Linked DNA regions of Homo sapiens: region 1 is linked to region 2. A link is a contact called in ENCODE Hi-C data. All regions are on one chromosome and are shown on one strand. Each heading gives the region's core, a stretch centred on a gene start or an enhancer-like site at or near the end of the contact. The rest is flanking DNA. Distances are from core to core; before and after follow the strand shown. Region 1 holds the start of FER (FER tyrosine kinase). Region 2 holds the start of FEM1C (fem-1 homolog C).

What was found. Hi-C counts contacts between places; a loop is a spot of excess contacts on that map. Pooled maps may share reads with other maps.
Region 1: a loop to region 2 is called in a pooled map, with 11 times the contacts of the local background. The contact joins the promoter of FER here to the promoter of FEM1C in region 2. A Hi-C loop is called at or near these places in 7 of 50 pooled maps.

What each region holds. Positions count from the first base shown.
Region 1 is chr5:108,746,403-108,750,206 of GRCh38, reverse strand. FER (FER tyrosine kinase) reads right to left here and starts at 2,310. Exons shown (of 20, transcript NM_005246.4): 1 at 2,207-2,310. RefSeq lists silencers at 764-1,173, 1,304-1,363, 1,444-1,543.
Region 2 is chr5:115,543,194-115,547,484 of GRCh38, reverse strand. FEM1C (fem-1 homolog C) reads left to right here and starts at 2,710. Exons shown (of 3, transcript NM_020177.3): 1 at 2,710-2,962; 2 at 3,802-4,291. The coding sequence starts at 3,992. RefSeq lists silencers at 2,420-2,759, 2,860-2,909, 2,960-3,129 and enhancers at 2,559-2,853, 2,395-3,161.

The DNA of each region.
Region 1 (3,804 bases), core at 1,061-3,560, 6.8 Mb after region 2:
TTTTGATCTATTCTCTTATTGATGTTCCACTACACTTTTATATATGGTAACCTCATCTGAGAAATTTATTATCTTAACATATCTGGAGAAAAGGAAAATGGAGTACACCTTTACAGCAGTTTATGTCAAAGTGATAGTGAGACAACCATTAATATACGCAACTTCTGAATTAAAAAGGTTAAAAAGCTGCTCTTTTTTTAACCATAAGGCGAAGGAAAAAAATGTAAGGCTACCAGCCGTAACAAATTATTAGATTTTGAATTGCACTACAGTGGATGGCAAAATCGCAAACGTACAAAGTGCCCACCTCATAGTACAATCCTCAATTTGTTTAAGAAGTACCTTGCCCCTACCAACACAACCCAATGAGCGTATTCAGAAAGTAGATCCTAGGGGTAACTGTAAGGCAGAAGGATGACCCCTGAAGGTGCCTCCAAACATCTCCCCAATTCTAACTGGCAAAGAGACCACAGAGCAGAAATTACCGACGACACCACTAGCTTCACACTTAAGATCTATCTCTTGATTAGACTCTTGGAGGACACCTCTGGCCAAGACCGGAGGAGAAAGATGAGGTGGGGGATAAAAGCGGGAGAAGGTGACAGATAGGAGGAGAGCTGGGGAGGACCGAGCGGGTCAAGGGAGACTGCGGGGCTCCAGAAGCAGGAAGGGATGGGGGGAATACCAGGGGTTGAGAATGCCCCCGTAGCGGGACGGCGGCGCCCAGATGAGTGCCGCCGAGAAAAGGGGTGAGGGTACAGGCAAGATTGGGTGGTGCCCACAGTCCCCCCACCACCCCGCCTCACGCCCATCAGCCCCCAGACCCCGCGACGGGGCGGAGCCACTACGCCCGCCACAGCCCTTTCGCGCCGGCACCCGCCCCCTCAGCCTTCGGGTCCCGGGATGGTGGGAGGGGCGGCCCTCGTGGGGCTGGGTGTGTAGCCCGGCCCAAGCCCCAACCAGGAATGCTCTGCTGCGGGCGGGAGGATGAGCGGATGACCCTGCAGCCAGGGACGGGGGTTGGGGGGGGCGCTGGCTGAGGGCGGAGGAAGAGCCTCGGCACAGCCCCCAACGCCCTGGCCGAATCCCGGGCGCCCCTCTGCGGGCAGGCATTGTTGCCCCCGCTCTAGGCTTGCCTTCCCTCCTCTTCCCCCCTCCCCCCGCGTTGCCCCGGGCAACAGCGCCTACCGCCGGCGGCGCGAAACGCACCTACCTAGAACCTGACAAGCCCGAACCCCTCAGACTCCGGAGCCAGTCACCACCCCGCGTCACGGGGGCTGCCACAGCCAATAGGCGCCACTGTCACGAACCTCTGCAACCAATCCCGCTGCACTCCGGTCTCCGGGCACCCTCGAGGCCTCAGCCAATGGGCAAGAGCGGAAGGCGGGCGCAGCCGCCCGGCCCTCAGCCCCCTCCTCCACTACCTCCCAGGAGGCGGGGAGCGGCCGATTGGCCCGGTCCCCGAAGGGGCAGGACTTGGGCCCTAGGCTGGGTGGGCGCACGCTTAGCCCAAGCTGCGGGCCCTGGGAGTGGAGACGCGGAGCTGCGGTCGCCGCTTTCTGGGCTCGCTCACCAGCCCGGGTGGAGTCCCGAGGTCTGCGCGTTTGTGCCGCTCTCCCCGCCTCGGTAACCTGCTCCTCCCTAGCGGGTGTCCTGGGCTGCCGTGGTGAGATGGGGCCGGAGACGGACGAAGGCCTCACAGGAAACTTTGGGAGGCTCGCCTGGCCGCGGCCGGGAAGTGGCCGGACCGGCGATGATAAGCTGAGGCCGCCTGGAAGGGACTACTCGGCGGGTCGGCAGCCGGAAAGGAATTCGGAGAGTGGGGGCGGAGGCGTGATTAAAATGTTAAGTGTGCCCGGAGGGCGCTGGGCGATCCCTGGAGCTGAAATCTCCGGGAAGGGAAGCTGCTTTAGGGCCGCGAGGCCCCCACCCCTAAAATAGGCACTTTTCAGCCTCAGAATTGGTCACTTTTTCCTGTACGTTCCCACGTTTTACTTGTATCTGTTATTAACGTGGATTGCTTTAGAATGGTTTTCAGCAACTCCAGTTTACTCTGAGTCCCTTAAGGACGGGAACTGTCTTTCAATCCTGTACTCCCAGTGCCTGAGCCTGCCTAAAAATGTTAGAAACTCAATGCTGGAATTGTAATGGATGTTTAAAAGCATACAGCAGGTCCTGGGAGTGGCCCCCTATAATAAATTCTTACCTCTTCGGGAGTCTAGAATGCGTGGAGAACCCAAACGGGTCTGCTCTTCAGTGATGGCCGTTTCTGAAGCGTCCTTCACCAAAAGAATTTGGTGAAAAATGAGTAATGTGAACTACAAGATTATTACTAGGTGATCAGTAACAGTAGGATAGGTATGCGTCATTATTCGAGGGTGTGACCCTCCCATGTTCCTGTAGTAGACTTTTTAAGGCGGTGTTATCTTTTGCATTGGTTGAACCACATAGCGTCAATCCGGTATTTCCCCTCCCTCTCAAAAACTGAGTTACATAGGAGCCAAAGAAGAGTGGTGAATATTTTCTCTAAGCAGGGTTATTTATTTAACCGTAGAGAACAGCCCTACACATAAAAAAACATAAATCTTAAGTTGGACTTTTTTTAAGTCTACTGTTTTAAAGCTAAATAAACAAAAACCAACATAAAAATTTTAAATAAGAGGCTTAATTCTCCCTATTGAAAATGGAGGATGAGATTTCCCGTCCCTTTCTCTCCGAGCATTTGTCTTAGAAAACTTAAGTACTTTCTTAATTGTTAAGTACTTTCTCAACTCTTTGAAATGTGTATAAATCCACTTGAGGACTAGATAGGTCTTGTCAACTGTATGCTCAGTCAGGAATGTCTCTGGACCTTTTTTTTTTTTTTTTTTTTGAAATGCTGCACATATCAACGGAGTAGCATCCTTCCCTATCTCCCAGTTTCTGTGAGAGAGTAGGAGCGTAACTTCGGTGAGCAACTTGCTCCGTGTTGCAAAACTACCTTCCGTCATAAAGACAGGAGAAGTTTGTTTTTCCTCTGGATAAAACCAATTAACTAACACAGATGGTCACCCCAATTATTAAGTAAAGTTAATGTCACAAATGTCAGGTCCTCTTACTTGAGGACTAGTTATTGTTCAACTTGAAAACGTGTATGTAATGGGTCGTATATACTTGGCTATACAAAAGGGCAAGATTTCTGTCTTTGCAATCTCTTAGCAAATTGCCTGTGATGTGTATCACAGTCTCGTTTAATGCTTATTCAGTAATAAAAGTGTTTTGTCTACTAACGTTTGTGGAGAGGATTTCTGGGTTGGGAGATTTTGGTTTTTAATTATATTTTTCCAACAATGCCTATACCCAGAATGTTGGGATGACAAAGTTAAGGAAAGTAGTTACTTCGGAGTTTTTAAATTGTTCTCTAAAATGATGGTTAATGTTTCATATGTATTTCATAGTGATTGTTAAATGCACAAACTGTGGTTCTGTGAGTAAACTTCTTAAAATAGAAGTTAATTTTCTGTGAACATCAAATGTTATAGTATATGTAATGTCAATAAGAATGAAATGAATGAAAATTTGGTTAGGTAAGGCCAAAATACAACTTTGGAGACTGCTTCATGACTGAATACCTTTCCCAAGAACCTTAGAATTTCTCCATTTATACAAAGGGAATCAAAATGTAGAAAGATGTGGTTGGTGAATACGTTATTACATATTTGCAGAAAGTAGCTTTCAATAAAGATATGGTAGAAATAGAGCTGTTTGATACACAACATGTGTGTTTGTGTTAAGGAACCCAAATCTAGAAAAATCAGCAAGAAT
Region 2 (4,291 bases), core at 1,461-3,960:
CAGGTGTAGTAGTGCATGCCTATTGTCCCAGCTACTTGGGAGGCTGAGATGGGAGGATCACTTGAGCCCAGGAGGTCGAGGCTACAGTGAGCTGAGATTGTGCCACTGTACTCCAGCCTGGGCAACAGAGAAAGACCCTGTCTAAAAAAAAAAAAAATAGTAGTTGGGTCTATAAGGAGTTTTGTCATTATATCAATGTCACTTAATTCTTTGAACTCCTTCTAATCGATATCAGTGATCTTTAGGTCATACTTTTTTCAAAGCAATTATTTGGAAATCATCTGACTTGCAAAAGAATTTGTTACCCAGTCATTAGAAGTATACACTTTCTAATATAGATCAGTGTTTTAAATTTATAAAGAATTGGCAAAGATTGCTGAGCCTTTTATAACCCAGAGCAATGCCTGTAAGATTCTCAAATGTCTTTCCTTTTACAAATTGGGAAACATACAGCTATTGTGAAAGAGTTGGGAAATGAGACACCTTGACCATATTCCTTTACCAGCAGATCAATTTTAGGAAAGAACGTAGGTGTAAATTGAAGATTCAGAAACTGGTAGCCTTTTTTTTTTTTTTTTTTTGACAGAGTTTCCTTCTGTGGCCCAGGCTGCAGCACAGTGGTGTGATCATGGCTCACTATAGCCTTGATCTCCCCAGCTCAGCTCAGGTGATCCTGCCACCTCAGCCTCCTGCATGCCATGCCTGACTAATTTTTTGTGTGTGTGTGCGTGTGCGTGCATGTGTGTGTGCGTGTGTGTGGAGTTGGGATTTCACCATGTTGTCCAGGCTGGTCTCGACCTCTTGGGTTCAAGCAATCTGCCTGTCTCAGCCTCCGAAAGTTCTGGGATTACAGGTGTGAGCCACAGCAGAAATTGGTAGCCTTTAAACTAAGTGTCCGTCTATCCCTTAACAATCCCATGAGGGATACAGAGCTCAGTTTGAAGATGGCTGATGTGAATGTTTACATCTTATTGAATTAGGTGAGAGAGACAGGTCAGCTCAGGTTAGGCCTTGGTTGGGACACTGTACACTGTTATCTGTACCCTGGGAGAGTATAGAACTGTGACATATGCTGGGGATAAAACAGCCAGTCCTCTTGGCTGGTTAATTTTTATGGATGGTCAATCTTATCCTTTATACTCTATTCTTTTATATTTTCTTCTCAGTGGCAATTACCTTAACTTCAGTTTTGGGAATCTGATGTTGAGTGTAGTCTGATACTGACTACCTAAGGGAAATACTATGCTATACTTAAAAATTATTAAGACTGTAAAAACATAAGAAACGTTTAGAGTATAGAAAGGAAAAGCAAAATATATAGTTGTATGAAAATTATTTCAATTATGCAAAACTACATAAACTTCTGAACAACACTACAATATACAAAAATGAAGTTGTGATTTTTTATAAATGTTTTTAGTGCTGCATGACTTCTAACATAACGTTATGGATTACATATGCTGAGGGTCAGACTGCCTACTGTAATATTCTATTTCTCCTAGTGGTACTAAGGAATTATGTGAGCTTAAGTTCCCTCAAACAAAGTGATTGAAGGTCCATTTTCAAAAATTCTGTTTTCTCATCAGGATTCATTATGGGCGTTATTTCCCAAACACATTTAAACTTTTTCATCCTAGTTTAATGCAACGTAGGTTTTAGCATCAAATTCCAGAGGTTTATCAACTACTATATGAAGAAGTAATTCTTTTCATTCATATATATAACCTTTTAAGCTTTAGTTCCCGATTTATTACTCAGAGCTCAAGAACCTGACCTCATTGACTTTACATTGCTCTTAGGGTTTACCATTCCTCGTAGCCTTTATGCTTTTTAGAGGCTACTTTAGAAAGAGAGTCAGTTTGACAGCCTCCAAAACTAATCACATTTTCTGAAATTTCAGTTTCCTCCGTGTGTGTTCTGAGGTGTAATTACGAGCTTGGTAATTTCCAGGGCCCACCAAAGTAAGGACGGAAGACTAGTCCGAGAGACTTCACGTGTGTGAGGGTAATACTGGTCCGCACCCAAATTTGAATTTTAGCTCCCATGATTCCCACATATTGTGGGAGGGACCTAGTGGGAGATAATTGAATCAAGAAGGCTGTTTCCCCCATGCTGCTCTGGTGGTAGTGAGTACGTCTCAGGAGAGCTGATTGTTTTATATGGGGTTTCCCTTTTTCCTTGGCTCTGATTTTCCTCTCTTGCCTGCTGCCATGTAAGACGTGCCTTTCCCCTTCTGGCTTGATTGTGAGGCCTCCCCAGCCACGTGGAACTCTGAGTGCATTAAATCTTTTTATCTTTATAAATTACCCAATCTCGGGTATGTCTTTATCAGCAGCGTGAAAACGCACTAATACACTTCCCTTCTGGGGTCTCTGAGATGGGACCGAAAGATTCCCTAAGGGAGCACCCCGAAAATCCGAGAGGAGAAGAGCCAGCGAGATCTCAGAACTCGAGCTGCCTCGGGCCGCTTCGATGGGCACAGATCCGCCCCCTCGCAGCGCCCCGCCCCCCAGCGCGTTGCACGCAGGCACGTCCTCCCAGTAGTTCAGGCCCCGCCCCCTCCCCGTCGCCCCACCCCGGCCGCGACGCCCCGCCCCGCGCCTAGGCTGTTGCTGGCCGCGGCCGCCGCCCTCCCCCGGCCCAATGGCGTGGCGGCACAGTCAGTGATGTGACGCTCAGGCTTGTCCGGCCCCCGGCTCGCAGCCCATTACACCATCCGTCGCAGCAGTCGCTGCAGCCGCTGCAGTCCGAGCCGACTAAGGGCGGGAGGCAGCTCGGGTGGCGGGGCGTGGCGAACAGCGCGGCCGGATTCATTCCTTTGGGGCGCGGAGCATGGAGGAGCTGTGCGGCCGCAGGCGGAGCAGGGCGGCCCGGGCGGCGGTGGGGACAACGGTTTCCCTTTGAAGGGGACGGACAAAGCCCGAGTGACCAGCGGCGGCGGGGAGGACTAGTCCCCGGGCAGGTAGTGGCGGCGGCAGCGGCCTGCCAGGGCTCGGGCCGGGGCCTGAGGTGCCCGCGGAAGGCCTGGGCGGGAAGGAGGGCGCCGGGGGAGCCGAAGGCGGGCAGCGGGCTGGAGGCCACAGCTTGGCCCATCGGGAGGGGGTTGTGGTCGATGGAGGAGATTGGGAGGGGGCTGCCGTTGTCTGGAACAGGGAGAGGGGAAGGTTGTGTTGGGGCGACTGTGGTTTGAGGAACCTGCGGATCATCCCTTGGCGGGGGGTGGGGGGTGATCGAAATGGGGCGGGCGAAGTTAATGACTAAAAGGCAGGCGGATTTCCTGAGAGCCGTGAGTAGTTTTAAAGGAAAGAGAATCTTTCGGGGCACAGTTTTGGCCTTAGCCGGGGTTTGGTGTGTCCGACCTTTTTGTTCTTTCTCGAAACCCGGCCTCAGGCCTTCCAGCCTGGCGCCCTTGGCCAGCTCTCCTGCAGTTGCAAGAAAGAGAAACATTTCTGAACCCGAGTCTCCTGCCTCTTTCGGTTGTACTCTCCCTGGGCGTGTGCAAAGCAAAACTAGAACAAAGCTTGGCTGGTTAGAGCTGGAGGCGAGAAAACGGGCTGCCTGTAGTGTTTAAATTTTCCGCACATGGAGGAGACTGCCTGCGACCAGAACATTTGGGTCTCTGTGTATCCTTCTGTATTTTTCTTTACCACCTTTTCTTTGGGGGTGGGGGGGGTGTGTGGGATGGAGTAGTGCCTGAAGTATAGCTTTTATTCCTTTCTTCCCACAGAAGTGGAAATTAAGAAGTGTTTTGCCTTCTTCTATAGAAAATTAAATGCTGCTACTTTTTTTTTCTTTCTCTAGTTTGGTGCCCTGGTTGTCAGATGTTGGAAAGCAGTAGGACGGAACATACTCTTCGTGGTTGTGTATCCGTTCTGGGGTGCAGCAATTAACATTGGACTTTGGTTCCTGTGACTCTTGCCTGTGTCGATAGAGTTAAACTGGAGCTCTGCTTTGAAAGATAAATAAAGCACAGCCTCTCAACTGGACATAAATGGATCTAAAGACAGCAGTATTTAACGCAGCTCGGGATGGCAAACTCCGGCTTCTCACCAAATTGTTGGCAAGCAAATCCAAAGAGGAGGTTTCCTCCTTGATCTCTGAAAAAACAAATGGGGCCACGCCACTCTTGATGGCCGCCAGGTATGGGCACCTTGACATGGTGGAATTCCTCCTAGAGCAATGCAGTGCCTCCATAGAAGTTGGGGGCTCCGTCAATTTTGATGGCGAAACCATTGAGGGGGCTCCCCCTTTATGGGCCGCTTCTGCAGCAGGACATCTGAAGGTGGTCCAG